Regions from separate parts of the Homo sapiens genome. Here regions 1, 2 and 4 are each linked to region 3. Evidence: chromatin contacts called from ENCODE Hi-C or POLR2A ChIA-PET data. All regions are on one chromosome and are shown on one strand. Each heading gives the region's core, a stretch centred on a gene start or an enhancer-like site at or near the end of the contact. The rest is flanking DNA. Distances are from core to core; before and after follow the strand shown. Region 1 holds the start of WBP4 (WW domain binding protein 4). Region 2 overlaps DNAJC15 (DnaJ heat shock protein family (Hsp40) member C15). Region 3 holds the start of DGKH (diacylglycerol kinase eta). Region 4 holds the start of KBTBD6 (kelch repeat and BTB domain containing 6).

Evidence for each region. A loop is a pair of places that touch in the nucleus more often than their neighbours do. ChIA-PET counts read pairs that join two places held with the same protein, here RNA polymerase II (POLR2A). Pooled maps may share reads with other maps.
Region 1: a loop to region 3 is called in a map of ascending aorta, with 6 times the contacts of the local background. The contact joins the promoter of WBP4 here to the promoter of DGKH in region 3. A Hi-C loop is called at or near these places in 11 of 168 maps with a recorded cell type or tissue (CD4-positive, alpha-beta T cell, CD4-positive, alpha-beta memory T cell, CD8-positive, alpha-beta T cell and 8 more), 11 of 37 single-sample maps with no recorded cell type and 30 of 50 pooled maps. POLR2A ChIA-PET finds 5 or more read pairs at or near these places in 1 of 52 experiments (activated CD4-positive, alpha-beta T cell).
Region 2: a loop to region 3 is called in a pooled map, with 2.3 times the contacts of the local background. The contact joins the enhancer-like site here to the promoter of DGKH in region 3. A Hi-C loop is called at or near these places in 2 of 37 single-sample maps with no recorded cell type and 6 of 50 pooled maps.
Region 4: a map of CD8-positive, alpha-beta T cell shows a loop between it and region 3 (14-fold over the local background). The contact joins the promoter of KBTBD6 here to the promoter of DGKH in region 3. A Hi-C loop is called at or near these places in 3 of 168 maps with a recorded cell type or tissue (CD8-positive, alpha-beta T cell and naive thymus-derived CD4-positive, alpha-beta T cell) and 16 of 50 pooled maps.

Annotation. Positions count from the first base shown.
Region 1 is chr13:41,058,686-41,065,594 of GRCh38, forward strand. It overlaps WBP4 (WW domain binding protein 4), which reads left to right and starts at 2,824. Exons shown (of 10, transcript NM_007187.5): 1 at 2,824-2,990; 2 at 3,959-4,031; 3 at 6,331-6,393; 4 at 6,479-6,602. The coding sequence starts at 2,989. TRE-TTC1-2 (tRNA-Glu (anticodon TTC) 1-2) reads right to left here and starts at 2,124; the gene lies at 2,053-2,124. It also overlaps a transcript of ELF1 not described here. RefSeq lists a silencer at 1,439-1,618.
Region 2 is chr13:43,041,843-43,049,166 of GRCh38, forward strand. The region is part of intron 1 of DNAJC15 (DnaJ heat shock protein family (Hsp40) member C15); the gene reads left to right. Among named protein-coding and RNA genes, the nearest start is that of DNAJC15, 22 kb to the left of the region's middle. RefSeq lists enhancers at 1-63, 3,756-3,805, 3,906-3,965, 4,307-4,982. Within about 2 kb of position 3,834, at least 16 of the 41 ENCODE cell types and tissues checked have a DNase peak (open chromatin) inside an H3K27ac peak, as active enhancers do.
Region 3 is chr13:42,044,483-42,051,133 of GRCh38, forward strand. It overlaps DGKH (diacylglycerol kinase eta), which reads left to right and starts at 4,166. Exons shown (of 30, transcript NM_178009.5): 1 at 4,166-4,483. The coding sequence starts at 4,292. RefSeq lists an enhancer at 3,313-3,402 and a silencer at 3,943-4,472.
Region 4 is chr13:41,131,425-41,139,103 of GRCh38, forward strand. It overlaps KBTBD6 (kelch repeat and BTB domain containing 6), which reads right to left and starts at 1,378. Exons shown (of 1, transcript NM_152903.5): 1 at 1-1,378. The coding sequence starts at 1,087. It overlaps KBTBD6-DT (KBTBD6 divergent transcript), which reads left to right and starts at 1,504. Exons shown (of 4, transcript NR_120423.1): 1 at 1,504-1,631. RefSeq lists enhancers at 1,031-1,080, 1,441-1,680.

The sequences.
Region 1 (6,909 bases), core at 1,574-4,073, 990 kb before region 3:
GTCAAGGCCTGGCGTGGTGGCTCATGCCTGTAATCCTAGCACTTTGGGAGGCCGAGGTGGGTGGATCACCTGAGGTCAGGGGTTCGAGACCAGCCTGGCCAACATGGTGAAACATTGTCTTTACTCAAAATACAAAAATTGGCCACGCGTGGTGGCGGGTGTCTGTAGTCCCAGCTACTTGGGAGGCTGAGGCACGAGAATAGCTTGAATCCGGGAGGCGGAGGTTGCAGTGAGCTGAGATCGCGCCAATGCCCTCCAGCCTGGGTTAACAGAGCGAGACTCCGTCTCAACAAAAAAAAGAAGAAAAAGTCAAAAGTTAAGCCCTCTCTGGGGACAATTAAGGCAGAGTTATCCGAGTTATCTTTCCTTCTTTCCAAATTTTCAACTACTGTAATTCTTTAGTAACTGCTTCTTAATAATGACACACTATTACTTATTTAAATGAAAATTCCACTTTCATTATCTATTCAGGAATCGCTCAACAATTCTTGTAACTCTATTTAAAATTTGTGAGTGATACGTGTTATCAAAAATGTATGGCTCTAAAGCCAGAGAACAGAGAAGGTGAAAAGTCTCATCACACAGCTAATCACAAAGACCAAAATATTATTCCATTCAGTATTCTATCCACTAGCTAACATAAAGAATACAAACATCAGTAACTTCAAAAGCATGTGGTGGTGCTTGGTGTGTAGCAAACACACAAATATTTGAATTAATGAAGACGATTTAAAATACTTAGGCTTTTTCTTTCTTTTTAACAAGGTAAGCCTAATTAATCCTTAATCACGCAGATCACATTAACAAATTTACTGTGCAGTTAAAGCTACAAAATAGTCTGGGAACACACATACTAACAACCAAAACATCTGCTTTCAGTAATGGCACTGACCAGAAACCCATCTACAAGAGTCACTTTTTCCTTCTTCGTTTGTTCCCAGAGGCCCAATAAACATTATAGCCGACCCTATTTTCTAATTTCAGCTTGCATTTAAGATAACGCTTTTGTTTCATTTACAGCTCACATGCTGCTGACACAGCTGTCCCTTCTTTGTAATAAACACAGGGCTTCTATATTTAAAAATACAGTGAAACTTTGTTTTAACGTCCCCTCCCCAGTCTCCAGCCAATTTTCTCTTTCCCAAGCCCCACCTCCACCCCAGGATGTTTTGCCGTTGTTTTAATCAATTTTTTTCTTTAAATCAACCGCGCTCAAAATGTTAGACCCTTTGGAAAGTCGATATACTTATTTAAAGCCATCTCATCAGAGTGGTATTTTTCTCCTCCATAGCTCGTGGTGTGTATTTTTAAAGGGAAAGAAAAAAGATTCTCGTTCCCAAAGGCCTTTTTTCGAGGGTACTTTCCGTGACTGCGACCAGCGCCCCTTAAGTCAAGTTGGGAAGACCTCGCAGGCCGGCCTCGCGCTTGCTCAGGCGCCGCGGGTGGAGACGCGAGCGCACACGCGGCGGAAAGGGGCGCCGGGCGGCTGCGCGGCCGGGAAAGCGCGTCCCCCCGGGAGGGCGCGGAAGGCACACTGTGTTCCGTGGGGCCTCGTAAATACCCTGCGGCCAGAGAACCACTAGAGCTACTGGTCCGGGCGCGGGCTCTGGGGCGCCCAGGGCAGGGGGGTCAGCCCGTCCTGCATAGGAAGAGTCGCAAGAGCGGCTGAAGAGGGTGTGGGCCGGACGGGGGCGCTGGGAGGAGATAACGCAAGGCCGGAGTTAATCATCACCTCCCGGGCGTCTGGAAAACTACGGGCCGGAGGGGCGGGGGAGCAGCCCAGGGGAAAGTGAAACTCCCTCAGGGCCCACCAGCCCCGTGAGCCGGAGGCGGGAGGGAGAAGGATCGGAAGCGCATTCGCTTCTCCAGCAGGCACGGCGTGGCACTCGAGGCTCCAAAAGCCGCAGCCCAGCTCCTGGCGCCACTAACTACAGTAATGCTTATTTTCTACAAACTCACCCAGACGGGGACAAGAAAGGAGCCAGAACACAAGATTTAAAAAGTCAGCCCTCCAAACCGATAGTTGCAAAAAAAAAGAAAAATAAGGAAGCGTTCCCATACCGGGAGTCGAACCCGGGCCACCTGGGTGAAAACCAGGAATCCTAACCGCTAGACCATATGGGAAGTGCTATGAGAAACTGCCGTGACCCACCTGACAAGCATAAGTGCCTCTGCCTCCTTCGCCGCACCTCTCGCCACCGCCGCCTCTGCGCTACTGAAGCTGCTGCTGCCGCCGCCGCCGCCGCCGCCGCCGCCGCCGCTGCTGCTGCCCACACGCTCCCGAGCTAGGGAACAAGCCCCATCCGAGCGCGTGGGCGTCGTAGGGGAGAGGAGGGGCGGGGCCGCTCCGCTGCAACAGCAAAGTTTGAGGCGAAGCCTAGCGACTCGCAGCGCCGGTCCCGCAGTTTCACCTCTTTTTTTTTTAACTCCGCCAGAGGACCCCGACCCACAGGTCCCGGTTGCTCCGCTGGTCAAAGTGCGTGCGGAGTAGTTGGCAAAGTTGAGAGCGGAGACGTCTCTGGGAACAGCTGTTTGCGTTCCGGGCGGAGGCGGCGCGCTGAGCTCCTTGGCCTTGAGCCAGCGAGCCTAGAAGGAGGATGGAGGTTTTGGGCCCCAGGGGAGGACACAGAGACGGCGGGATGGCGCAGGGACTTGAGGCTTGAGATCCCGTCCTTCAGCTCAGGTCCCGTCGCGCTTTTACCCCTTCCCGGTGACCTCAACCCCTTTATACCGACCCCACCTCTTTGGAGCCGGGAGTACCGCCCCTGTAGGGGGAGGGGAGAGGAGGCGATTTCGAACGCGGATTGGATCGTCTGGGCACCCGTAGTTGGGAACAGCGGAACGCTGGTCCCGGGGACTGAGTAAGGTGTCTGGATCGGAGGGAGGTTCGGGTGGGCATCGGGCGGCTGGAAGAGCTCGACTCGTCCCGCTGGGAAAGCGCGAGTCTGAGTGGAACCCTGGACGACTTGCAGAGCGGCTGGCGCAGTCATGTGAGTTGGGTCTCAGGCCCTGAACAACGAGGTGTTGTTTCTCTGGGCCGCCCTTTCTCGCCCGGGTCTTCCCCTCCTCTCCTCCCGCCCTTCGGCCGGGGGCGTGACAGACGCGTTCTTAACTCGCTCGGGACCGGCCCCAGACCTGCAGGGCCGGTTCTCAGGGCGGGGTAGAAATGTTACCCCGCTGAACGCCCTGGGGTATGGGGCACGGGCTCTAGGGGGAGGCCGGCGGCCGGTTCAGGGGGCTGGTTGGACGGCCGCGGGTGAAGCGACGCAGTGCTCTCTCTACGACGCTGTCGGGGGTCGCATGCACCCCTTGGGTTTCCGAAGCCCCTGAACCCTAGGGTATTGTGAAACTAGGGCTGGGCTGCGGCCTCCCCCGCCCACTGGAAGCGGCCAGCCCTGGATAGCGTAATGGTTTTTTTTTTTTTTTTTTTTTTTTTTTTGTCGGCCGTCTACGAAGTCCCATGGCTTTTCCAGTTCTCTCTTGCCTTGAGGCTCAAGAACAGTTTGTTTTAACTGAGAGTCTGGGAGGAACTACAGTTTTCCCCAGAGTAGTCTTGTACGTTGTTCTCTTGGTGGGAATAACTTGATTTAAGGCAAACTTTATGAGTTTCTTCAGGTTTCCATTACAGCAACCTCCCCCAAAGCCAGAAAGGATAAATGTTCTTCTAAGATGTTCCTTAGTTTTTCATAACGATGACGATAACAAGTGAGGAATTTTTGAAAGCCATTTTATTGAAGGGAGTTTTGTAATGAATCAGATACAGACTTTTTCTACTCCGCTGGCAACAGAATTTCAATTGACTGTGCTCCAACCAGATAAATAATAAAACGACTATACATAACAAGACAAGATTCAGTAGCAGGGGCATATATTTCAAACTTTAAAAACTGTAAAGCATGCAGAATTTAACCTTTTTTAAGTTTTACATGAGCTTAGCCTTGTTGTCTCTCTTTTTCAGGGCGGACTACTGGAAGTCACAGCCAAAGAAATTCTGTGATTACTGCAAGTGCTGGATAGCAGACAATAGGCCTGTATGATAATTCCGCTGTTAGAGATTCTAATAATAATTGTGTTGAATGAAGTGCTCCTTTTTGATGTAAACTCAGTTTACAAAGCACTTTTATGTACATTGCTCTTGCATTTTCAAAACATCAGAAGATTTCTGTCTTCTCAGTCCCCTATGAAAGCTGTGAGCCTTCTTCCTTTTCATCAACCTGACTTTGATTATATATTAAATTATTTCTCTGTGGCCTTTTGGGAAATGGGCAATGAGTTGGTCATATCATTCATGTTATGAAGCACCTATATTATAATGGTGGTGTTCATAATACTGTCATACCCAAAGAATTGTGGAAAGCCCTTAAAAAATAAAAGCAACATGTTTAGTTTTTCTTGTATATTTTGTGGTCTAGAAATAATCAAGTGTATTTAATGCAGAGCTGTGTATCTTTAGATGCTTAAATTTGAAAGAACACCATTATTTCCTTTCTCATGAAACAAAGTAACAACTCTGTTAGGTATGTTGTTAGTCTGTCTCATAGTTGAGATCCAGTTTTGAAGATGTAAAGCAAAAAGCACACCGCTGATTTTTCTCCCCTCTTGCATGTCAAAATACTATGTACATACCACATAAACACTAGGGTATCTGTTAAATATATTTTATGTTGATACCGTTTTTACTTGGCAAAGTTGGATGCACAAAGAATAGTAGTCTCATATTTTAACAATGCTGTGGATTTCTTCTGTAGACATTTATTTCCTGTTACCTGCAAGGTGTTTAGGATTTGGATTTTTTTTTGATGTTTTGGTCTTTTTGGATAGTTGCTAAAGTTCTTCACTATTTTACCTAGGCTATCCTTATAAATAAATACCATGAATTTTTAAAACCACACAGGTCACTTAAAGTCTCTCTTTCTTGGAGGTACCTAGGCTGTAAAATGAATTTTGTGAGTTATCTAGAGTAAGTAATCCCTTCCAGTGTAGTCTGTCTTTATCTTCTTGAGTTGGTAATACACATTGATTTAACCTTTAATTAGAAACAAAATTAATTTAATTTTGAATGGTCCTTTAATATTGTATTCTTTGTGTAGTGTAATCAACTTTAGGAAACGCAATGTATGAAAAACAGGAGGATTATCTGCTTTACAAAGTCACACTTTAAAGATGAATTCATGGTAGTATTTTAAAATAGCTCAGTTAATGCATCATGTAAGATTTGATTGACAGAACTTATTTTGCAGAGCTTGTGAGGAATTTCTTACTGCATTTAACTAGAAACTTGTAATTTAGGGAGCATTTCTGATTGTTTAAATAGATAATTGCGCTCACTCACCAGCCCCTGTCCCCAGTCATCTAGTGGCCATCACTCCCCATAGGTTATCATTTTTTTTTTTCATTTTCTTGCCTATCCTTCCATTGTTTCTACATGCATGTAGACACAAGTTCTTATTCCAGCATACATAAAAGGTAATGTACTGTATATATTATTCTGCACTAGTTTTAAAAAATTTAACAGTATGTAACTGGAGCTCCCTTTGTATCCATACATAAAGAGCTTCTTTCTCTCTGTTACAGTAGACTATGAGAATGTACCATAGTTTAACCAGTCAGTCCCTTAGAGATGGATACCGTATTGTTATTGCAAACAGTGCTGCAGTCAGTAAGCTTGTGTATATCATGATTTTGTACATGTGCAGGTATATCTATAGAATAAATTACCAGAAATGAAATTGCTGTGTCAAAGGGTAAATGTATTTGTAGTCTTGATAGATATTGCCAAATTATCCTCCATAGAAGTTGTACATTTTGAACCATTACCACATTGTATAAAAGTGTTTGCTTATAATTTACGAGGAATCTTAAAATACATACTTTTCTCCTAAATTTAAGGAATAAAGCAATAAAATCATTGTTCTCTATGTCCCTCCTTGTGACAAATAGAGCAATAAAATTCTAAAGGCTTTTGATGTTGAAAGTTGTTTAAGATTTTTTTCCCCAGTCTTTTGGCTTCATGTCACGTTTGAGTCCTCATTACAATCATAGTCACTAGATTAGTCATCAAGGGTACCTTGTATTTTTCTCCATTAATAAGGTCATCATGGTTTATTTTAAGAACCAAAGGAAACCTAGTCAGAGGACATAATAATAAACAATGTAGTTCCCTAGCATCATTTGATTAAAAGGGCCAATTTGCATTAAATTAATGTTTTCATCTTTTCTGCCATTCATTTTAATTTTAATTTTCTCATGTTTATGAGAAAATTATGTTTACTATGAATTTTATGATGTTTATGTAGTTTTCTTTTGTTATTTTCTCTTTTCATTTTCAAGAGTGTTGAATTTCATGAAAGAGGAAAGAATCATAAGGAAAATGTGGCAAAAAGGATCAGTGAGGTAATTTAGATTGTTTATTTGCTAATTTTTCTATGCAAATGTCAGTCCTTTATCTCACTTTCACTGTTATGTATGTCTTACATAGATTAAACAGAAAAGCCTGGATAAGGCAAAGGAAGAAGAAAAGGCATCAAAGGAGTTTGCTGCAATGGAGGCAGCTGCCCTGAAAGCATACCAAGAGGATTTGAAAAGACTTGGCTTAGAGTCAGGTAAAAAAAAAAAAAAAAAAAAAGCAGCCAGCATGTTTTAAAAGTAACATCAGAGGTCAAGCTAAGTAAGCTTTGATTGCTTCCATAAAGAGGTTATAAACTCAGTGTACTCTCAGTGCTTTTATTATGCATCATAGCCCTGTTTAGACTATGGAAGTTTGCTTATGCCCTTTTGTTGTACTTTTAATGTTTTATCTTTTAACACCTTCATTCATAGCAGCCATACTACTTTTGTGGTCACCTAATCCTAGTTCTATCCTAGGTAAATGGTTCATTTCAGAGACACTTTGAGTTTTTTAGGTATTCT
Region 2 (7,324 bases), core at 2,584-5,083, 1.0 Mb after region 3:
AATACAAAGGTGAATGAAGCCTACCTCTTGCCTTCTAGAGGTTCATAGCATGGTGAGGGAGGGAAGTTTTGAAGTGTGGCCTGGGATCACAATGGAGGAGTAAGCTGGGAAGTAGTCAGGTGGTGATATTTAAATAGGTAAGACCATAACACTGACATTGATTTCTTTAATGGTTGGATGTTTACTTAATCCTGCTGCCTATCTATAGTGTAGTAGGCCCCCTCTTATCTGTGGGTTCTGTGTTCCAAGACCACCAGTGGATGCCTGAAACCATGGAAAGTACTGAACCCTACAGATACAGTATTGTTTTCCTATAGTACTGGTCCCTTCATACACAATGTTTTTTCCTATATATACATAATTATGATAAAGTTTAATTTATAAATTAGGTACAGTAAGACATTAACAACAAACAATGCAATGGAACAATAATAACTATAGTTGTAATAAAACTTATGTGAGTATGGTCTCTCTTTCTCTGGAAATATATTATTATAACCATGGAAAGCAAAACTGTAAGAGAGGACTACTATAGTTTTGTTTCTTCCTCCTTCTTAGTAGCTGAGAAGCAATATAGAGCAGGCACTCTCCTGTGTTAGGGACAGGGATCAATCATAACATCTTTACATGAAGGGTGGTGAAACAGAAGGGCAGGAGTGCATTAAGAGTCAACTAGGATGGGGGGATATGACTCAAGTGCTCCAGCTCCCAAACTGAAAGCCAGCAGATTCAAAAGAGGGAGAGCTTATCTTGAGAAAAAATGTCATGGTGCCACATAAGGTAGGGACCAGCTGTGGTGGTGTAGCTGGCAAGTCTAAAATTTGTAGGGCAGGCCCACAGTCTGAGAGCTTTCAGATAGGATGAGATTCTTGAGGCAGTATTTCTTCTTCTTCAGAGAAACTTCAATTTTGTTCTTAAATCCTTGCAAATGATTGGTCCATATAGATTGGCCCACATAGATTATCAAAGATAAACTCCATAGGTGTTAGCCACATCTCCAAAATACTTTCATGGCAACCCCAAAATCAGTGTTTGACTAACTGGGTAAGCATAGTGTAGCCAGGTTGACACATAAAATTAACTGTCACCATGTTCCTGGGTTCAAGAACTTAAAGCCAAATATGCAACCTGGTTTGGCAAGCCTGTGATGAGTTCAGGGGCTGCAAGTGCTCTCCAGGCTGTCAGGAAGGACATGGTTGATGACAGGAGCAAGATTTTCTGACCAGTCACATTTATTCACATTTTGGTTTAAAAAAGCTGCTTTTTAAATTTGTTTATTTTTATTTTTTTGAAAGGCTCTGTCACTCAGGCCGGAGTCCAGTGGTATGATCTTGGCTCACTGCAAACCTCCGTCTCCCGGGTTCAAGCGAGTCTCCCCCCTCAGCCTCCCCAGTAGCTGGGACTACAGGCGTGTGCCACCACTCCCAGCTAATTTTTGTATTTTTAGTAGAGACGGGGTTTCACCATGTTGGCCAGACTGGTCTCGAACTCCTGACTCTCAGTTGATCTACCCGCCTTGGTCTCCCAAAGTGCTGGGATTACAGGCATGAGCTGCCATGCCTGACCTCAAAAGCTTCTTATATTATGAGAAAGTAGAGCCATGACTCACACTGTTATTTTGAGTAAATGCAAAACAGTACTTAAAAGATCATTCTTGTTATTATTTATTTACTTATTCTAGACCTTTTCTGACAGTGTGAAAAAGATTATTCTTAAAAAATCATTATCTATAGTGAAGATTTAACTTTGAGGAGTTTTTAATTATGCTGGAGAGTGGAGTAACATTCATTTGGGGTAAGCCTAAGAGTTTTGTTTCCTAACATGTTTGGCCTCTGATTTTGTTGTTTCGCCCTTTTATTTATTCACTAGTCTTGCTGTAGATACTAATGCTTGCCTGTGGTTTAAGAGAAATTAAGCAACTTAAAAACAGAGCAAATAGAAATGTAGTTAGCTTTGCCTTTCTTTTTTGCTTAATGTAAGGGTTTCGTGGGAATTGGTGTTTTGGGAGAAGTTCAAATGTATTTGCTTTTGGCAATGGAACAATAATGGTAAAGGTAGGGTGTCTTAATGTAGATTGGTTCAATTTAGATATGAAAGTCTGAAATTTATATTGGCTTGAAGATTTTAGGGCAGGATAATTTTATAAATTCTCGTTATTGTCATTTTATTGTGTCTGACACTTTTTCTTGAATGTAAATTCTCCTCCCCTCCTTATTCTAATCTGCATGTATAATACCTCTTTTACCCAAATTATATTGATTTGCCAGCAGTCTTTCTTGTTTCCTCTCTTTTTTTCTCCTTTCCACTTGCTGTTGTTTAAATTCAAAGAGTTTTCTTTGTGGAGACTGAACCTAATAGTAAGACAGCATAAAACACTGAGTTCAGCAGAAAGTGATTTGCTTGTGATTAACCCTTGAGAATTAACTCACTGCAAGATAACAAAGAATGAATGTTTTCCAAACATCTGGCTCATTCTTCTTTTCCATTAGTAGATGAGACCTCTCCATTTACCCTCTAGGTGTTAGGAATTCTCATACTGTTTCACTTAGGCTTTATCATACTCGTCACGGCATATTGTTAGAAAGTAAGTCCAAAAGAGAGTTCATGACATACCCTTTCTCTGCCACAGACCTCTCACAGTCCTTGCAGCAAAAGGCAGTTAGTGTCATTCTTTTAGTTGTTCAAGACAATAACCTTGACTCTTCTCTTTTCCTTTTAGTTGCTCAAGACAACTAAAAGGTCCTTTTAGTTCCTTTTGGTTGCAAAGACTTTATTTTCTTTGTCTTCCGAGAGACTTTTGGATATATTTACCTGGTCCAGGGTATTTTGAAGCATGACCATATGTTAGATTCTTAATTACGTTTAACTAGCATTGTCCATTATATTTTCTCATTTCAAAACCTTGACTCCATATCCAGTGTCTCAGCAAATCCTATTGGCCTTACCTCCGAACTCTATCTAGTATCTCACCACTTTCCTCATTTCCATCATTAATCGCTGTAGCCCAAGTGACCATTATCTCTTTCATGGATTATTTTAATAGACTTACAACTCATCCCCATGCCTCTGCTTTTCATCCTCTACAATCTATTCTCAACATGACAAGTAGAATGATCCTTAGAATTTTAATTGAAATAATCTTAGGCCTCTGCTCAAAACAATGATGTACTGTATCACTCGGAGAAAAGCTAGTCTTTATGTTGACCATATAAGGCCCAGCATGATCTGCTCCCCTTGTGACCTGTTCGACCTTGTTGCCTATTTTTTTCTCTTTCTCTTCCTGCTGTATGCACACTGGCCTTCTGGCTATTCGTTAGGCACACTGGGCACACCTGTGCTTTAGGGACTTTACACTTGTTCCCATTGCTAGTCCAAAATCTAAGGAATCCTTTTTCTTGCTTTAATTTTTTTCCAAAAGTCATTTTTTTCAGTGAAGCTTGCCCTACTCACTTTAAATTTGTTGCTCTTGTAGCAGGACAAGCCGCAGGCAAAACCTCTCAGACATCGAGTTGTAGAAGGAAGGGCTTTATTCAGCTGGGAGCATCGGCAAGCTACTGTCTTAAAATCCAAGCTCCCCGAGTGCACAATTTCCGTCCCTTTTACGGGCACACAACACTAAAGATTTTATATGAAAGGGTTGTGATTGATTGAGCAATCTAGGGGATATGTGACGGGGTTTCATGCACTGGTAGTCAGAGTGAAACAGAACAGAGCAGGGAGTTTCACAATGTTCTTCCATACAATGCCTGAAATCTATGGGTAACATCGGGTTCTAAGTCATGAGTTGATTTTTAACTACTAGGTTTAGGCCATGCAGGCTCGGGCGTGGTTTTGGGCCTGGGGCCAGGCTGCCTGTCTTTGATTTCACTTCCTTGTTTTTTTCTTAAAACAGGTACTGAGTATAAAATATAAAACAATGTGAGAGGGTCTCTCTCTTCCCTCACTCTCACCATACAAACACATACCTACTTCTTTATCTGCTTAATTTTTTTCCATAGCACAAATCACTGCGTAAAATAATTATATATTTTTCCTGTTAAAATTGTTTGTTGTCTGTCTCTCTTGCTAAAATGTACCTTCATGAGGATAGGGATTTTGTCTGATATATCCCTAGGGCTTAAAATCATGACTGGCACATAGTAAATACTGAGTATTTATTGAATTAATTAATGAACCAGTCAGAGATGGGAAATAGCCTTCAAGTGCCTGTTTGCTAAATTACCTAACCTTTTTATTGGGAGTTTATTTTCCTTAATGTTTGTTTAACAAATTAGTTATTCTTTCATGTTTTCCACATAACCTGTGGATTATCTTCATTTTTTTTTTTTTGTAAGGAAATTTACCAGACATAAGGTCCTAACTTTATTTTCTTTGTCTTCCGTGAGACTTTTGAATATATTTACCTGGTCCAGGATATTTTGAAGCATGACCATATGTTAGATTTTTAATTAAGTTTAACTAGCATTGTCCATTATATTTTCCCATTTCAAAACATAATTTCGGTCACCAGTATGGTACACATAAAATATGAGCTACAAGAGACATCTCGGTGGTGGTGAGAGACAGGACTAGTTGGACTTCCTAGGCCGACTAAGAATTCCTAAGCCTAACTGGGGAAGGTGACCGCACCTACCTTTAAACACAGGGCTTGTAACTCAGCTCACGCCCAACCAATCAGGTAGTAAAGAGGGCTCACTAAAATACAAATTAAGCTAAAAGCAGGAGGTAAAGAAATAGTCAAATCATATATCGCCTGAGAGCACAGGGGGAGGGGCAGTGATTGGGATATAAACCCAGGCATTGGAGCAGAGAGTGGGCAACCCCCTTTGGGTCCTCTCACATTGTACGGGAGCTCTGTTTTCATTCTATTAAATCTTGCAACTGCACACTCTTCTGGTCCGTGTTTGTTACGGTTCGAGCTGAGCTTTTGCTCGCTGTCCACCGCTGCTGTTTGCTGCCGTCGCAGACCTGCCGCTGACTTACACCCCTCTGGATCCAGCAGGGTGTCCACTGCGTTTCTGATCCAGTGAGGTGCACATTGCCGCACCTGATCAGGCTAAAGGCTCGCCTTTGTTACTGCACGGCTAAGTGCCCTAATCGAGCTGAACACTGGTTGCTGGGTTCCACCGTTCTCTTCCATGACCCACAGCTTCTAATAGCTATAATACTCACCACATGGCCCAAGGTTCAATTTCTTGGAATCTGTGAGGCCAAGAACCCCAGGTCAGAGAACAAAAGGCTTGCCGTCATTTTGGGAGCGGCCCACCCCATGTTGGGAGCTCTAAGACCAAAGACCCGCCCGTAACAGTGGTAAAGTTTCTTAAGATCATTTTCATGTCATTATACAAACTTTTAGAAAATGACGCTTTGCTAGATTTTGGAAATCCAAAGAAATAAAACACAGTCCCTACCTCCGGAAGCCTACATGTTGGAAGGGATTTGAAATAGGTAAATGAGTATTAACTAATGTAATATATATTACAGTAGAAAGATCTCCTGAGTACTATGGAGTACTGAAGAGTTTTGTTTGGGTGAGAGGTGAGTGAAGAAAGCTTTTTTGAGAAGATGAGCTTGAAGTTGATTGCTGAGTAAGATTTCCCAGGAGTAAAGCAGAGAGGAACAAAAGGAGTAAGAGTAAATAATATGAGAATGAAAAAAGGACCAACATGGAATGTCTGTGACGTTCACATAGGTGCTGGTTATTTTTCATAACCTTGTTTGAATCATTACGAGCATGTTAGGATACAGGTATTTGTATCTTAATTTTATAGATGAGGAAATGGGCCCAAAGAGAATAGCTTAGGATCACAGAATGTTGAATTGGAGCCCAGGCCTGATTAACTTGAAGCCCATGGACTTTCCATAGCAGCCCCATACATAGCATTCAGGTGTGAAGGAGTAGAAAGTATAAGGGGCTCATGCTTGCTGCATGGATGAAAAACTTGAAGGCTTATTTAGAAAGTAAAAGTTTAGTACGAGCCATGAGGAATGGGAAAGGGTACTAATTAATGATGAGGAAGATGATGGTACAGAGTAGGCTTGAAGGGCCAGCGGGCATCAGAAACCATAACTGTGTAATGATGCTATTTAGTGAGAACATAAGATTTTTCTTTAGCTAGACCTAGCAGTCTAGGATGAGGATTCTCTGTGGTAACTCTGCCACCATTTTGAAACCATTCGATTTCACTGACAATTTGCCATCTGTTGCTTTCTGCAGTGCTATTATGCATATGCCTGGAAGTTTTTAAATCCAAAATATTCATGCATTGTATATGGTCAGAGAGAATGCAGTGAAAGCTATGCTTTTTGTAATTTTTGACAAGTGTACTCTAAAGTAATGAATTTTAAAAACTTAGGCCGGGTGCATTGGCTTACGCCTATTATCCCAGCACTTTGGGAGGCCAAGGCAGGTGGATCACCTGAGGTCAGGAGTTCAAGACCAGCCTGACCAAAATGGAGAAACCTCGTCTCTACTAAAAATACAAAAAAAAAAAAAAAAATTACCCGGGTATGGTGGCTCATGCCTGTAATCCCAGCTACTGGGGAGGCTGAGGCAGGAGAATCGTTTGAACCCGGGAGGCGGAGGTTGTGGTGAGCCGAGATTGCGCCATTGCGCTCTGGCTTGGGCAACAAGAGCAAAACTCTGTCTCAAAAATAAACAAAAAACAAAAAGCTTAAATACCCTTGTCCCATATCACATAAATTTGTTTTTTGAATATATATCATCTTTTTTTCCCCCATGGTGACCATGACAGATTATTAAAAACTAAATTTCTAAATTTGATGTAAGTAGAATGTTAGGTTTTTGGTTTTTCTTACATAGAGACCACTGTTCCCAAACATTATGCTGGACCAGTTGTAAAAGAATTTTTTTGGTGGCATTTGTAACTGATTTCATTTTTAAGTATATATGTGCATATATTTATAGAAAGATCAGCTTGTTCTATAAGTAGAAGTATGTGGTACCCTAATTTTGTGTAACAACAACAAAAATATATCCAATAATTAGATTTTCTGCAGGCCTAGAAAATGTTAGCTACTTTTTTAAGCCATAAACGTCTGAATCGTCAGATAAAATGTTTCAAAACTAAAACTTGCCCAAGGCAGCCTTGTGAATTTTTTTTTAAAGAATTAAAAAAAAAGCCTCATATGGCATCCATATTCATCATCTACTGCTACATATGTGTGACACTTACGGCAGTTTTAGCCTATACTAGGGTACAGGAATATACTTACTTTTTTAAATCATACTTCCTGATTTCTTTTATTTTCATATCCCAATTTTTCCTAAGTCAAAGAAACAGCAACATTTCTGTTTCTGCAG
Region 3 (6,651 bases), core at 2,916-5,415:
GTTTCACCTTGTTAGCCAGGATGGTCTCGATCTCCTGACCTCGTGATCCGTTCGCCTTGGCCTCCCAAAGTTTTGGGATTACAGGAGTGAGCCACTGCGCCCGCCCCAGCACTTCTTTCTTAAAACGCAGCCATGTTGAGCTGTTGCTGAACTTTACGACACGATTGGGAGATGAACTGAAGTTAGTTAAGCGAACCATTTAAATAAACGATCAGCCTTAGCATTCTGGGGAAGTCATTGGGCCTAAAGAAGATAAATTTTAGCATTCTAAGTTTCTGTGTATTTTCTTTAATGCTAGCTTTGAAATGCAATCAAATTTCAGTGGAAATAGAGGCATAAACTAAATTTCTAATCAATTAAAAAATACTTTAGTGGTGGGCATGGATGGGTAGAAAGATATTTAGCCAAACAAGCCTTACTGGGGGGAAAATAGGTAGTTAGAATTCTAGCCAACACTTCAAAAATGTGGAAGTATTTACAAAGTAGTCCTTAGTTGGGGGATGCTAGAGTACACTTATTAAAATTTGCTTTTGGTGCTGTGGCTCATGCCTGTAATCCCAACACTTTGGGAGGCCGAAGTGGGAGGATCTCTTGAGGCCAGGAGTTTGAGACCATCCTGGGGAAGATGACCAGGGGGAGATGATGTCTAAATAACAACAACCACAACAAAACTAGCTAGGACTGGTGATGCATGTCTGTAGTCCCAGGTATCCTGTGACTACCCTGGGAGGCTGATGCCAGAGGAGCCTTTGAGCCCAGAGTTTAAGGACGCAGTGAGCTGTGATTGGCCATTGCACTCCAGCCTGGGCAAAAGAGCAAGACTTTGTCTCTAAAAAAAGAAAAAAAATTTGCTTTATTTTGAAATGGTTTTATACTAGTTAGCGCTGATAAAACTATCCAGGTCGAAAGGAAAATTAGGAAGGAAAGAGTTTCAAAGGATAGGGCCAAAATGTAAATGAGAGGTTATAAACATCTTTGCATTAGGTCTAGATGATGAAAGGTTTTTGCCTCAGATACGAGGATGACCATATGTATATGCAGTTAATATCACAGTTAATCCCCAAATCTTTTTCATTCAGGTAACAACTAAGGAAATGGTAATAGGTTAAAAGTTTCGAATGTTAAATTCTTAATATGTAGCAAATAGCGTGTTCTTAAGTTTTAATTAAGGCAGCTTCTCAATGCCTGTACTTGGTCAACCTGCAGTATTCTTTGCATGGTTCCTTATTGATTAGGAACACAAGTCCTAGAACACTTTGAACTCTTCAGGATATAAAATGTAACATTCTGCGTATTTATGGCGTAATATTTAAGATAAAGCCATAGAATATGTGAGATTTGAAAGTTGCCAATGGGTATAAAACCCCTTTTGTTATGAGTAGTGATCAGTAAAAATACAATTCAAAATACCTCTGTAGAAAATAATACACGAATATTCATAAAGTTGACATGAAATTTGGCTGTGACTTACACATCTTCAGTCTAATAGGTGTTCTTTGTTTTAATGGGCCAGGATCTCTATTAAGTAAAAACCTAATTTAGGGGTAGCTACCACCTATTTCCATTTCACCCTAAATGCAGTGTCTACACAGCTTATGTTGAAGTCTTTAATAGTGTGTTTGTCACATGTTCTGAACAGAGATTTCAAAGTAACAATAAAAATGTAAGATGCATCTAAGCAATTACTGAAAAATCTGAAATCACTAAGTAAGGAAAAGATCAAGGAATTCTTATAAATCAAATAAATAATGTAAGATACCACATATTTGAAATTGTTTCAGTTGCTATTTTGAGCTACATGGTTGAAATGGTTGGAAAGATTGAGACCTTGACCTTGTAATACTCTTGAGGAAGGTGAAGTACATTGCAGGTACACAGTGCACAAATTAGATATTCATTCTAAAAACTTCTAATTTACAGATAAGACCGAGAAGAGGCTAGTAAGTCAGGTATCTTAAATAATGGATTCGTTGAAACTGGCTCTTCAGAAGAGGTGATTGCAGAAGTGCAAAGCTGGCTCTGAGGTTAAATCTTTATGAGAAAGGAATACCTTTACTTTGAGGTATTAAATGGCTCAGCTCTGGGATATGAAACTTTTTAAGTATCTTTAAGCAATCAGTGTTCAAATCAAAGAGTGAGATGCGTAATCTGACCTGTTAAAATCACAAAATCAGGCTGGGCATTAGATAATGCCTTTCAGTTTAATCACTCGCTGCCTGGATTCTGGAAAATGTTGCTATATAAAACACATAATGTATGAATAGAAGTATATGGTAACTGACAGACTTTTGTTATACAGTGTGATAAAGTGAATAGAACATTAGAATACTAACCGCATGATTTTGACTTTGGTCTCAGTTTGTCAGTTGGGGCCTTAGTTTCTTTACATTAAAGGAGAAGACTAAACTAAGTTTATTCTTTCAAAAGACCCTTTACTAGGTGTCCTTGTCTACATTTCCAAAATATTGGACTTGTCCATGACCAAACAGGTGGGAATGAAGGCCATTATTTTGATTATTTTTCTCTTTTAAGAATTTCCAGAAATATGTTCTTTGTAGATAAAGAATTACATATTTGTAGAGTTCTAAGCGTTCTTAAAATTCATTTTGCCCAACTCCTTCCTTTCCTAAAGGAGACAACAGAAGCTGCAGAAATAGCCTCTCTGTTATTATTACATAGCAGCAGTCTCCTGTCTTTAAATATTTGAACTAAACACATTTTACATTTTAATGAATTTAATTTACAGTGTGATGTCCAGTATTGGGATTGCATACTATTTCTTAAAACTTCTTAGAACTGTTAGCTCTAATATATCAAATTTCTTGTTGGGAGTAAGACTGCAAGTTAAAAAAAAAAATTAGAACCTTAGTTTGGAGGAACCTTAAAGGTCATGTCAACTGAAAAAATACGAAAGGAATGGTACTGAAAGGCATGAACATAACAGAGATTGAATGCTTTCTCCAGGTGGAGAGACTCCACAGTCTGGCAGGGACTTTTTGTCCTATTTAAAAATATAGCTAACACCAGTTTGGTGTTCTCTTTGGATGACAAGAGGGATCTGTCGTTTTAATGTCTTCTCTCGCAGCCCCCTCACCGCAGCCCCCTCACACCTGTGAGGCTTCTTTGACGTTGAGCGTGCACAACCCGCTGCCAGTCCGCGGTTCCCAAGTGCCCGCGCAGCCAGCTTGCAGGGGAGTTGTGCGCGGTGGCTACAGCCTGTTGATCCCACTTCCTCCTGCTCTAGTCCGGGCTAGGGAGTGGCTCTGCCAGGACTTCCAAGGCTTTTTGTCTCGGGTACTGGTGTTCGCATGGCTCGAGTGTATTGTTTTCTTCCAGGCAATCTCGGTTAGCGCTTCAGCTTAGACACTTCTTGTGCGTTCTGTCGTCTTGGGCTGCGTGTAGTCTCTTGTTTCTGCGCTTTCTCCACGCCCTTCCCAGTTTCCTGTTAGCCGAAGGGGATCGCTCTTTCTGAACGAAAAGTTCTCAGAGCGGAGCTGAACCTCCCGGAAAATGCTCTTCTCTTCCGTGTGCGCCGGATGGGGGTGGGGGTGGGCCAGAAACTGAACGCCGCCGTCAGGAGAGCTGAGGGGACCCGACGGCCCTGGCGGAGGCGGGAGAGGTACGGTCCTCGGAGTGGGGCTGGGGGTGGGGAAACCGACGAGGGGCAGCCCCCGACTGTCTTGGTGGCAGAGGGGACTTTTATTCAGCTGGAACCGCGCGGCGAGGCCCAAGTGTCTCTGGAGAGATTCGGGGTTCAGGAGGTGGCGGGTGCACCCAAGGGTGCTGGGAGGAAGCTCCAGGTTCCCATTCTTCCCCAGGGATCGGCGTTGCCCCTGCTGTCCAGAAGTGAGAGGGGGTGTGCGGGCATCGCCACTACGGGGTGGGCTGCAGAGGTTTCCTGCCTCCCCCACCCTCCTGTCCATCCTAGGGACCCAGACCGTAAGGGAGTGGAAGAGATGTTGCTCCAAACCCTGTCACCCCATCCTCTCTACCCGCGCTGGTCCTATCCGAGGCTGGGTGCGCAGGGGTCCGAGGCGGGCGGGGGTCCGTTACCTCTGCGTCCCACCGTGGCCGCCGCTCCGGCGGGAACCGAGCGGAGGAGCCGGGTGGACCCCTGCCTGGAGGGCGCCTGCCCCGGGCGACCCTTACCTCGCGGGGGTAGCTAGGGAAACGGAAGATGGCGGCGGCGGCCGGGCACGGGGTTCCGGGCTCCGCTCGGGCAGAGCCCACCCGCTGACCAACGCCGCCGCCCCCGCCGGGCGGTGCTGTGTCCCCGCAGGAGTCGGAGAGGATGGCAGGGGCCGGAGGCCAGCACCACCCTCCGGGCGCCGCTGGAGGAGCGGCCGCCGGAGCCGGCGCCGCGGTCACCTCCGCCGCTGCCTCGGCGGGGCCGGGAGAGGATTCGTCTGACAGCGAAGCGGAGCAAGAGGGACCCCAGAAACTGATCCGCAAAGTGTCTACCTCGGGGCAGATCCGGACCAAGGTAGGGCGGAGGAGGCGGGCCTGAGGGCCGCGTGGAAAGCGGGAGGTGGAGAGGGCGCGGGGGCGCTGGAACGCGCCGGGCGATCCCGGGAAGGCGGGGAAGGCGGGGAAGGCGGGGAAGGCGGGGAAGGCGGGGAAGGCGGGGAAGGCGGGGAAGGCGGGGAAGGCGGGGATGGTGAGACGGTGAGGCGGGGCGGGGCCTGGGGCGCGGGCGGGGCGGGGAGGGGTGGGGCGGGGCCCGGGGGCGCTGGACCGCGGTGCTGCGGGACGGATTCCCGGCGGCTGCGCGGGAGGCTGCGAGCCTGGGCTCCCAGGGAGTTCGACTGGCAGAGGCGGGTGCAGGGAACCCGCGGCTCGGCGGGAGCGTGGGAAAAAGCTGACGCGCAGTCGCGAGTTCCTACTTAGGGAACTTAAAAGGAGAGTTTCAATTTTTCTTCCCTGCCGTTCGGGGGAGCGTGCGCATGTGCTGGCCAACCAGCCTGCGCTGCAGTGAGCCCTGCTGCTTTCCCACTTAGGCCCACTCAGAGGGTGGGTGGAAGGTGACACCGGTCAGCCTTTCCTGCCCCTCTGCCTCCTGCTGCGGTCTGGAAGGCAGAAGCCCCGAGGCAGGCAAGTGGGACATGGTGTTCGCGGCTTAACCGCACCCTGCATGGCTCCAAGGGCTGGCCAGGCTTTCGTGTCGCAGGTTCCCGCCAAGTGCAGGCAGGGTTCAGAACCATGCGTCCATGGTTCTTTTTAATAATGAGAAGTTACCTCTGTGCTGTGTGGACATTAGGATGGTGTGTTACTCTTGTTAATGAAGCTTGTGCTGTCGACCTGTGAGGTCTCAAAGTTAATTTTTAATTTGATCATGAACATACCAAAGCAAATGCTTATGGATATTAAAGGATTTTTATGTATTCTAATTTTCATTGTAATTTAAAAATCTTCACAGAGAGAGTCTGTTATCAGTAGGGAAATTTAACGAGGATATTGAAAACGGAACCACAAAATCATTGGCTTGGGGTACCGTTTTTAAAAATAAATTTGCAAAAAATTCATTCTACAGTTATTTTTATGAAAAATTTTCCCTAAGGTCAATGAACTCCTATTTGGAAACATAATTTTTATTCAGTGCCTGTGGAGGCCGGTAACGGTGGCTCATGCCTGTAATCCCAGCACTTTGGGAGGCCAAGGCAGGCAGATCACTTGAGGCCAGGAGTTCCAGACCAGCCTGGCCAACATGGTGAAACCCCATGTCTATTAAAAATAAAAAAATTAGCTGGGCTTTGAGGCGTGCACCTGAGATCCCAGCTCCTCGGGAGGCTGAGGCAGGAGAATCGTTTGAACCCGGGAGGCGGAGGTTGTGGCGAGCAGAGATTGTGCCACTGCACTCCAGCCTGAGCGACAAAAAAAAAGCTAGTGGATTAATGTTTGTAGTAGCCTGCCTCCTTATTTTCTGAAATACATGTGTGTAAGAACAACACACAAGAACAACTGTTGACAAGATGCACTTACTAAAGAGTTAGGGATTCAGTCACTTTAGTTAAGAGTACATCTTGTAACTCCTTTTAATAGTGACGTTTTTGAGTTTGTAGTAAATTAAGAATATGGCATTTAATGTGTTTTTTAAGATTAAGGCTTTTACAAAGTTAGGGACTTTCCTAAAAGTGTTTTTAATATTTCAAATCTTAATTCTGAAAAAAGTTCATAAACTGTGTTAATGATGGGCAAAATGGCAGGTAAAAAAAAAAATTGTATAGGGGCCGGGCATGGTGGCTCACGCCTGTAATCCCTGCACTTTGGGAGAACAAGGTACCTGAGGATCACTTGAGCCCAGGAGTTCAAGGCTGCAGTGAACTGAGATCTTGCCATTGCACTCCAACCTGGGCAATGAAGCGAGACTGTCTCTTAAACAAACAAGCAAACAAACAAACAAACGTGTATGTTACATATTTATATGAAATGGTCAAAATTCCATGCATACTTATATCAGGATTAACCAGTAGATTTATACTGTTCGAAAGAAAACTGAGAGATGGCTCTAAATTGAATTGAATCATGTCAAACAACAAATTTGTTGGGAGTACCACTGTATTTTATAGGTTTCATGCGCTCGTTGTAATAGCTAAGATTATATGCTTATGGAGACTACAAGTAAATTTAAAAAGCACATTATTTGTGATTTTC
Region 4 (7,679 bases), core at 128-2,627, 920 kb before region 3:
AGTATGGATCACAGCAGAGAAAGGGATCTCTGGGGTGTCCAAAGAAGATCACCATCTCCTTGGCACACATACCCAGTCTCTGGGGTGGATTTTCTGCTGCAGATACAAGAGAGTTGCTGCTGCTACTGCTGCTGCTGCTGTTTGGCACTGGCACCAGAGACTTGTACAACAGGTCACCATAGCGCATCTGCAGGGCCCCTTCAATAACGTCCAGGCAGTACTTCTTCACGATGGGCTTGGTCAGCAGCCCTTCTAAGTAGTCCTGATCTTCTTCAGTGAAGTGCATCCAGCGCACGCACTTGAAGACTTCTGCAGCACTGGGACCCCGCTCTTTGGGAGCAGCCTCCAGCCACTGCACTGCCACATGGCACACTGTCTGCTCACTCTCCACGTCCAGACTATCCAAGCGCAGGACAGCCAGCAGCTGGGCCAGGGTCAGATCTGCTAGAGTCTCCTCCCGAATTGAACCCATGTGGCTGAGTTGCTTGAAGTTCTGAGCTATATAGGACTGGGCCTGGGATCGCAGCTTGCGATGGCCAAAGGCATCTGCAAACTTGAGGATGGCGGTGCAGTTGGTCAGGTCAAGACGTCGGGCTAAGAAGGAGGCACAGGCTTCCCGCACATATTCCAGCTGTAGCATGTCGGAGGCCGCGTACAGGCGCTCCACGTTGGCCTCACTGAGAGACACACGACCCGTGTAGCAGTAGTCGACCAACACCTCGAAGGACTCGGCGTCCACATCGTGCATGGTCACGCTGGCCTGCTGGCTCTCGTACATGCCACCTGTGAACATGCTCTTGAAGTAGGGACATGCCGCGGCCAGCACATTGCGGTTGCAGGGGAACAGGCGACCCGTGCCAGGCCCGCTGCCAGGCGTCACCACCTCGATGGTCACATCACACAGCAGCCGCGCATCGTAGAAGGACTTGAGCTGTGCCAGCAGGGCTGCAGAATGGGCCGTGTCCTTTAATTCCTCTGGACCCGTGAAAAAGGCCGAAACTGTGGGTTTGTGAATCTTCTTGGGCCGCTTCCCACCACGGGGACTGGCTAGGCGGCGAGAGCGCGGGGCGTCTTCCCGGGACTGCATGGTGGAGATGGCGACGGGCGCTGATGGCGAGAAACGCTGCAGGACCCGGCTCTGGCTCCTCCTCAACCTTCCCTCGCTGACGCTAAGATAGCAGCGTCTCCGAAGAGACAGCAGCACGAGCCCATTTACTGAATTCAACCCTACCCCGCAGAACCGCCTCCCGTTATCGTTTAGACAGTGGCTGACTCACCCTCTCTCACTCCCGCGTCCTTTCTCCGCGTCTGCTCGCCTTCACAGGACCCGCTGGCTTGGAGCCGCAGAAGCCGCTACTGCAGCGTGGGCGACAATGCTAGGCGCCCAGGAGAACTACCGCTCCCAGGTTGCCTTTCGCGCCCCGAGGGCTGCTGGGACTCTCGGACTCCCGGGCCGAGACCGAGGGAAAGAATCCGCTTTGCATGTCGGGAGTAGTAGTTTGTGTAATATCGCGATCCTTCTCTGGTGTTCCTTGTTTTAGCTGACGACACTCGAGAGCGCCAATTTTCCTAGATTCGATTTTGTGGTTTGGAACTGTGGTTTTGGAATCCAGAGTAGTCGCCTCGTTCTAGTATGTATTGTTTGACTTGTCTCTTTGAACTGTTTCTTCTTTTGTAAGACGTGAACAGTAGTATTTCATAGGATTGTGTGAAGATTACATGAGTTGGTTATAGGACGCTGTTAATAAATATTTGTTGGTTTGTAGAATAATTACTCAGTTCTTAGAATTATAAAGGTTCGATAAGTTTTCTTCCAGCCTTTATTAAAAAAAAAAAAAGGAAGCACCACTAATTTGAAATTATGAGCCTGTAGGAAAACAAAAAACCCCCCAAAACAGAAAACCTTGCAAGTTCCAGCAGAGATCCCTTTTTAGGGGCGTGTGTGTGTGTGTGTGTAAATTAGATTTTATTTTTAGGTTTACGGAAAAATTGAGCAGCAGGGACAGGGAACTTCCATATATCTCTCCCCACTTCACAGTTCCCTTATTATTAACATCTTGTATTAGTGTATGTATCCATTAGAAGTGATTTTTTTTTTTTTTTTTTTTTTACTCACTATGCCTCTCCCTGGTACCAAAAGATAACTCAGGGTTTGTAGGATTGGTTGGCTATCGCTGGAATTAGATCCCTGGCTTTTTCACAATTGCCTGTCCTTATTTGCCATGACTAAAAGGAGACCACCTCCAGTCACCTGACTTTGAGACTTTCCTTCCATATCTGCATTTCAAAACCTGAAGTCCTCTGTAGCCACTTCTCCCACTTGGTCTCTCCAATATTCAGTACCCCTTTCCCTTTTTTACACAAAAGAAGAGACATGCTTTAGGGGGTCCTCACCCCAAAACACAATGGAAGCCAGAGGCCTGGTTGGTAATTTAGCATCCTTTTAGACCCAGTGGCTCAAGCATTTCTCCCCTTGCTTGTATGAAGTTGCCTCTCCATCAGAGCTGACTTTATTTCTAGTCATTCACTCAACCTTTACTTACCCCGTGCAGTTCAGACATTAGAAGTCACTGAGAACACCTAACACGTTTCCGCTTCGGACTCACCTCCTGTGAAACCCTGCCACTGTCTTCCTCTCTCATCACTGTCCACCGTAGTCAAAACAATCAAGCCACTCTTCTTCCCATTCCCTCTGAAGGACAACCTTGTGACTGAATCACCGTCACACAGTCATTCACATTTCCTCACTCTGACATCACCAGAACTCCTCTCAGAGACCTTGATATCACCTTTGTAGATGGTTCTTACCTCAGGAGTACAAATGGGGAATTTTAAGCAGGATACACTATTGCAGATTTTCAACAGCCTATTAAGTTGAAATCTCCACTTAAGTTAACATGGCCCAAATCATTGAATTCTTAAGCACTCACCCAAACTTGCATGTTAGCACAAGATAAGGGAACTAACATTTATAGAGACAGCCAGTTTACTTTTGGAATTGCACGTTATTTTGGTATGCTATGGAAAGAAAGAGGTTTATGACAACTGAGGAGTACCACTCAGAACCCAACTCACTAACTTATTTAAGTCTTTTTTTTTTTTTTTTGAGATGGAGTCTCGCTCTTGTCACCCAGGCTGGAGTTGCAGTGGCGCGGTCTTGGCTCACTGCAACCTCCGCCTCCCGGGTTCAAGCGATTCTCCTGCCTCAGCCTCCTGAGTAGCTAGGATTACAGACACCCACCACCATGACCGGCTAATTTTTTTTTTTTTTTTTTTACTTTTAGTTGAGATGGGGTTTCGCCACGTTGGCCAGGCTGGTCTCAAAATCCTGACCTCAGGTAATCCACCCGCCTCGGCCTCCCAAAGTGCTGGGATTACAAGCGTGAGCCACCGCGCCCAGCCCCCCTGTTTAAGTCCTTACAGCTATCCAGAAATTAGCCATTCTCAAAAATCAAAGCTCACACTAGTGGCTGGACTAACAAAGCTAAAGGAAACTTAACTGGCTGAAAATATGCTAAGGTTGCTGCTTCCCAAGAAAACACCTCCTGAATCACGTGTATACTTCTCCTTGCTCAACCTACTCTAAAGACAGAAACTCTTAAGAAACTTAAGATATAACAGCTGCTAGCACCTGAGGCTGAAAAAGCAAAAAAGCAACAAGCTGGATGTTTTTTCTACTCAGATGGGCTTTGGAGACACCTAGACATCATTGATTTCTCTTGGTCCCTCACCCAAAATTTATTCTGCAGCCTCCATGAGATTACACATTATGGCAAAGAAAATCTTTCTCCGCAAATATTGTTGGGGATGCCCTAATACTGAGCAGTTAACTTCAACTTGCCCCATCTGCCAGAAACACAATCCTAGTCAACATGTAAAGTGGGACAAGCATGAGAGTCAACTCTCTCTAGTCCTTGTTTTCATTGGAAAATATATCAACTCTCAAAGTCTTATGGGTACAAATATGTTTTAACCATAGTTGGCATGTTTTCAGCATGGTTAAAAGCTTTTCTCTGTAAACAAGCTACTATCACCACTGAAGTTAACCTGATACCAGAAAGAATTTTCCCCTCCTAGGGATCTCTGTTTTTTTTAATAACAGTGGAGGAACTCACTTCAGTAGTAAGGTTATTCAGGATCTTCAACAAGTACTTCCAATGTTACAAAAACTGCAGTCTCCTTACCAGTCCTCTGGAAAATGAAACAAGCAGGCCAGTGGTACCGTTATATTCAAACTAGCCAAACTCTTTAAGGAACTCAACCTGCCCAGAGTCTCATGCCTAATGGCCCTTGACTCTTCTATTATCCCCAATTTCTCAGCATGTACTAAATGAAACTTAATTCTTAACATGATTAATGAGTCTCTTGAAATCTCCAAACTCAATGACTCCACTTTTTCAGGATCAAGTGTAGGAAAAAATGTAGGAGCACTTTTATCCCTAATAATAACCATTTTCTCTTCCACCACTTCCCAACCAGCCTTACAAACTGCGTTCAGTTCCACACAAAGACTCTGCTCTTCTGAGGGATCTACCCAGTTGTTAATCCCAGTAATTGTTAATAATTACTATACCTCAGACCCCACCTGTTTCCCCATAGGATACCACTTTTCATGCCTTCCCCAAGGGCATTTGGACTGATTGTCTGGGACTTCAAAATATTTAAAGCTGCTATCCCACCTGTCAATGGTGTGTCCTTCTGGAATTACCTCCAAATTGAGGCAACTACAGGGAATTGGGGAAAACCTCCCAGGGATATCAATGATTCTCTTTTCATATGCACCATGAGGGCCCTTGACACCCACTATGGCATTAATACAGTTAAAAAGGATAGTTCAAAAAAAAAAGAAAAGGTAGTTCAAGCCTCTCCTTAACCTTTGTAGAAGAAAATTATACCACTTTGGCCCTAGAAGTACAGAAAATAAGTTTAAACGCACAGGTCCAAATTGTTATGGCCAATCCTACAACTTTCAACTTCCTTCTAGCTAGACAAGGAGATATCTGTGCCATAGCCAAAATCTCTTTTTGCACTTGAATAAACACAACAGGACAAGTGAATGCTTAGTTACTAAACTCAAGGAAAAGGCTAGTTGGCTTTCTAAGGTAAATTCAAATAGCCTGAGGCATGTTCCCCTGGGCAAGATTTAGAAATAGAAGACCCGGTTTTGAGCTGTATTACAAACATTACTAATTGACATAGTTTGGATATTTGTCCTCGCTCAAATCTCATGTTGAAGTGTGATCCCCAGTGTTGGAGGTGGGGCCTGGTGGGAGGTGTTTGGATCACGGGGGCGGATCCCTCATGAATGACTTGTGCTGTCTGTCCACTTGGTGATAAGTGAGCTCCCGCTTTGAGTTCCCGCAAGATCTGATCGTTTAAAAATATGTGGTACCTCCTCCACCCATTCTCTCTCTCTCTCTCTCTCTCTCTTCTTCCCTCTCTTGCTTCCGCTTTCACCATGTGACATGCCTGCTTCCTCTTCACCTTCCACCATGATTGTAAGCTTCCTGAGGCTTCCCTAGAAACTGAGCAGGTACCAGTACCATGCTTCCTGTAAAGCCTGCAGAACCGTGAGCCAATTAAACCTCTTTTCTTTATAAATTACCCAGTCTCGGGTATTTCTTTATAGCAATGAAAGAATGGCCTAATACACTAATTATTTTCCTGTTTGTAGTCTTATACCTTGCAGTTGGGCAGTACATCATGCCTAGTCTTAAATACTACTACACAGCTATTTGTCTTCACAAATTATTATTCAACAATGTATCATGATCTGGTAGACCAAAGGGTGACTCTGCTTCCAACTGACTTCCCAGACAGAATTTCAATCTGAACTGACAATTTTACCCGTGGAGATCAAGATCATGGAATTAAGAAATTCCACAAAGTTTTGTTTTCCTAAATCTCCCAACTCTTTTGTGCTCTGGGAAATGGCTTACACAGTGAACCATCCTTCCTGTATGACGTAGATGACTTTCTGTCTACTTTTTCTCATGCCTACCATAAGACTCACTGATGACCTCCCTACCTTGTTTACCTGTGAAAAGGCCAAACACAGCCTTTTCATTTTTGCCTGAACCTGCTGGCAAGACCAGACACGAGTCTCCCACTTCCTGTCATTTATATCATGAATCATTAGCTGAAGTTAGAGCTATTAGTCCACCACATGCCCCCCTCAACCCCAAACTAGCTACACAGAGAGATAAACATTTTCTGTGCAGCTGACTGAGATGTCCCCTGTTTACAAAAACAATCCCAACTAGAAATCATTCAATTTAAAACAAGTCTACTCCTCCCTATAAACTATAAGGTCAAAGCATCTTGCCAAGCACTCTAATCTTTGAATGTGGGGTGCTCTCCCTATTGCAATAGCCTGAATAAAATCAATTTATTTGCTTGTTTGGTTGATAATGCCAAAACTTTATACCATATGCAAACTTTATACCATATGCAAAAATTAATTCAAGGTGAATATCAGTACTGTGGTGTTATTATACATATATATGTTTTCATCCATGGTCCTGGTTCATAACTTCTATAGCCCTTGTTACAGATTTTGTTATAATCTTGAGTGTGTTAGGCCTCAGGGGCAGGCCTCAGGAGACAGAATCTCTCTGACTTTCTCTAACTTTCCTTTCACCTGCCCCAAGGCAGGACTCTAATTTTCCCTCAACTTTCTGATTGTGAGTCATAAGACCTTCATTCCAGAGAGAATCCTGCCTTGTACTCTGGGGGAAGAAATGCTGATGTCATGAGGCTTCCATAAAAACCCAAGAGGACTGGGTTCAGAGAGCTTCCAGATAGCTGAACTCATGGAATTTCCTAGAGGGTGTCCTGCCTAGAGAGGGCATGGAAGCTCCGCGCCCCTTCCCTTGTACCTTGCTCTGCATGTCTCTTCATCTGTATCCTTTGTAATATCATTTATAATGAACCAGTAAATGTGTTTATCTGAGTTTTGTGAACTGCTCCAGCAAATTAACCGAACCCAAAGAGAGAGTTGTGGGAACCCCAACTTGAAGCTGATCTGTTCCAGGCCGGGTACAGTGGCTCACGCCTGTAATCCCAGCACTTTGGGAGGCCGAAGCGGGCAGGTCACTTGAGGCCAGGAGTTTGAGACCAGCCTGGCCAACATAGCGAAACCCCATCTCTACTAAAAAAAACAAAAAATTAGCGGGGCGTGGTAGTGCATGTCAGTAATCCCAGCTACTGAGTAATCCCAGGCTGAGGCATGAGAATCACTGGAACCTGGGAGGTGAGGGTTGCAGTGAGCCAAGATCACGCCACTGCACTCCAGCCTGGGTGACAGAGCGAGACTCTGTCTCAAAAAAATAAATTAATTAAAAAGAAGTTCCAGAGGCCTGAACTTGCGGCAGGAGTGAAGGTCGCAGGGGCTGGCAGTGGGCATTCTTGAGGACTGATCCTCAACCTGTGGGATGTGACACTATCTCCAGGTAGACAGTGTCAGAATTGAATTGGAGGACACCCAGCTGGTGTGTGCTGCTTGGTGTGTGGGGGAAAACCTCCACACATTTGGTCACAGATGTTTTCTTCTGTGTTGATGATTGTCGTTGTGGTATGTGAGCAGAGGAAAAACATGGTTTGAGGGTTTTCCCAAAAGAACTACTGAACAGAAAAGCTAAAACTGTGAAGCTTCTAAAAGATAACACAGAAAACTATTT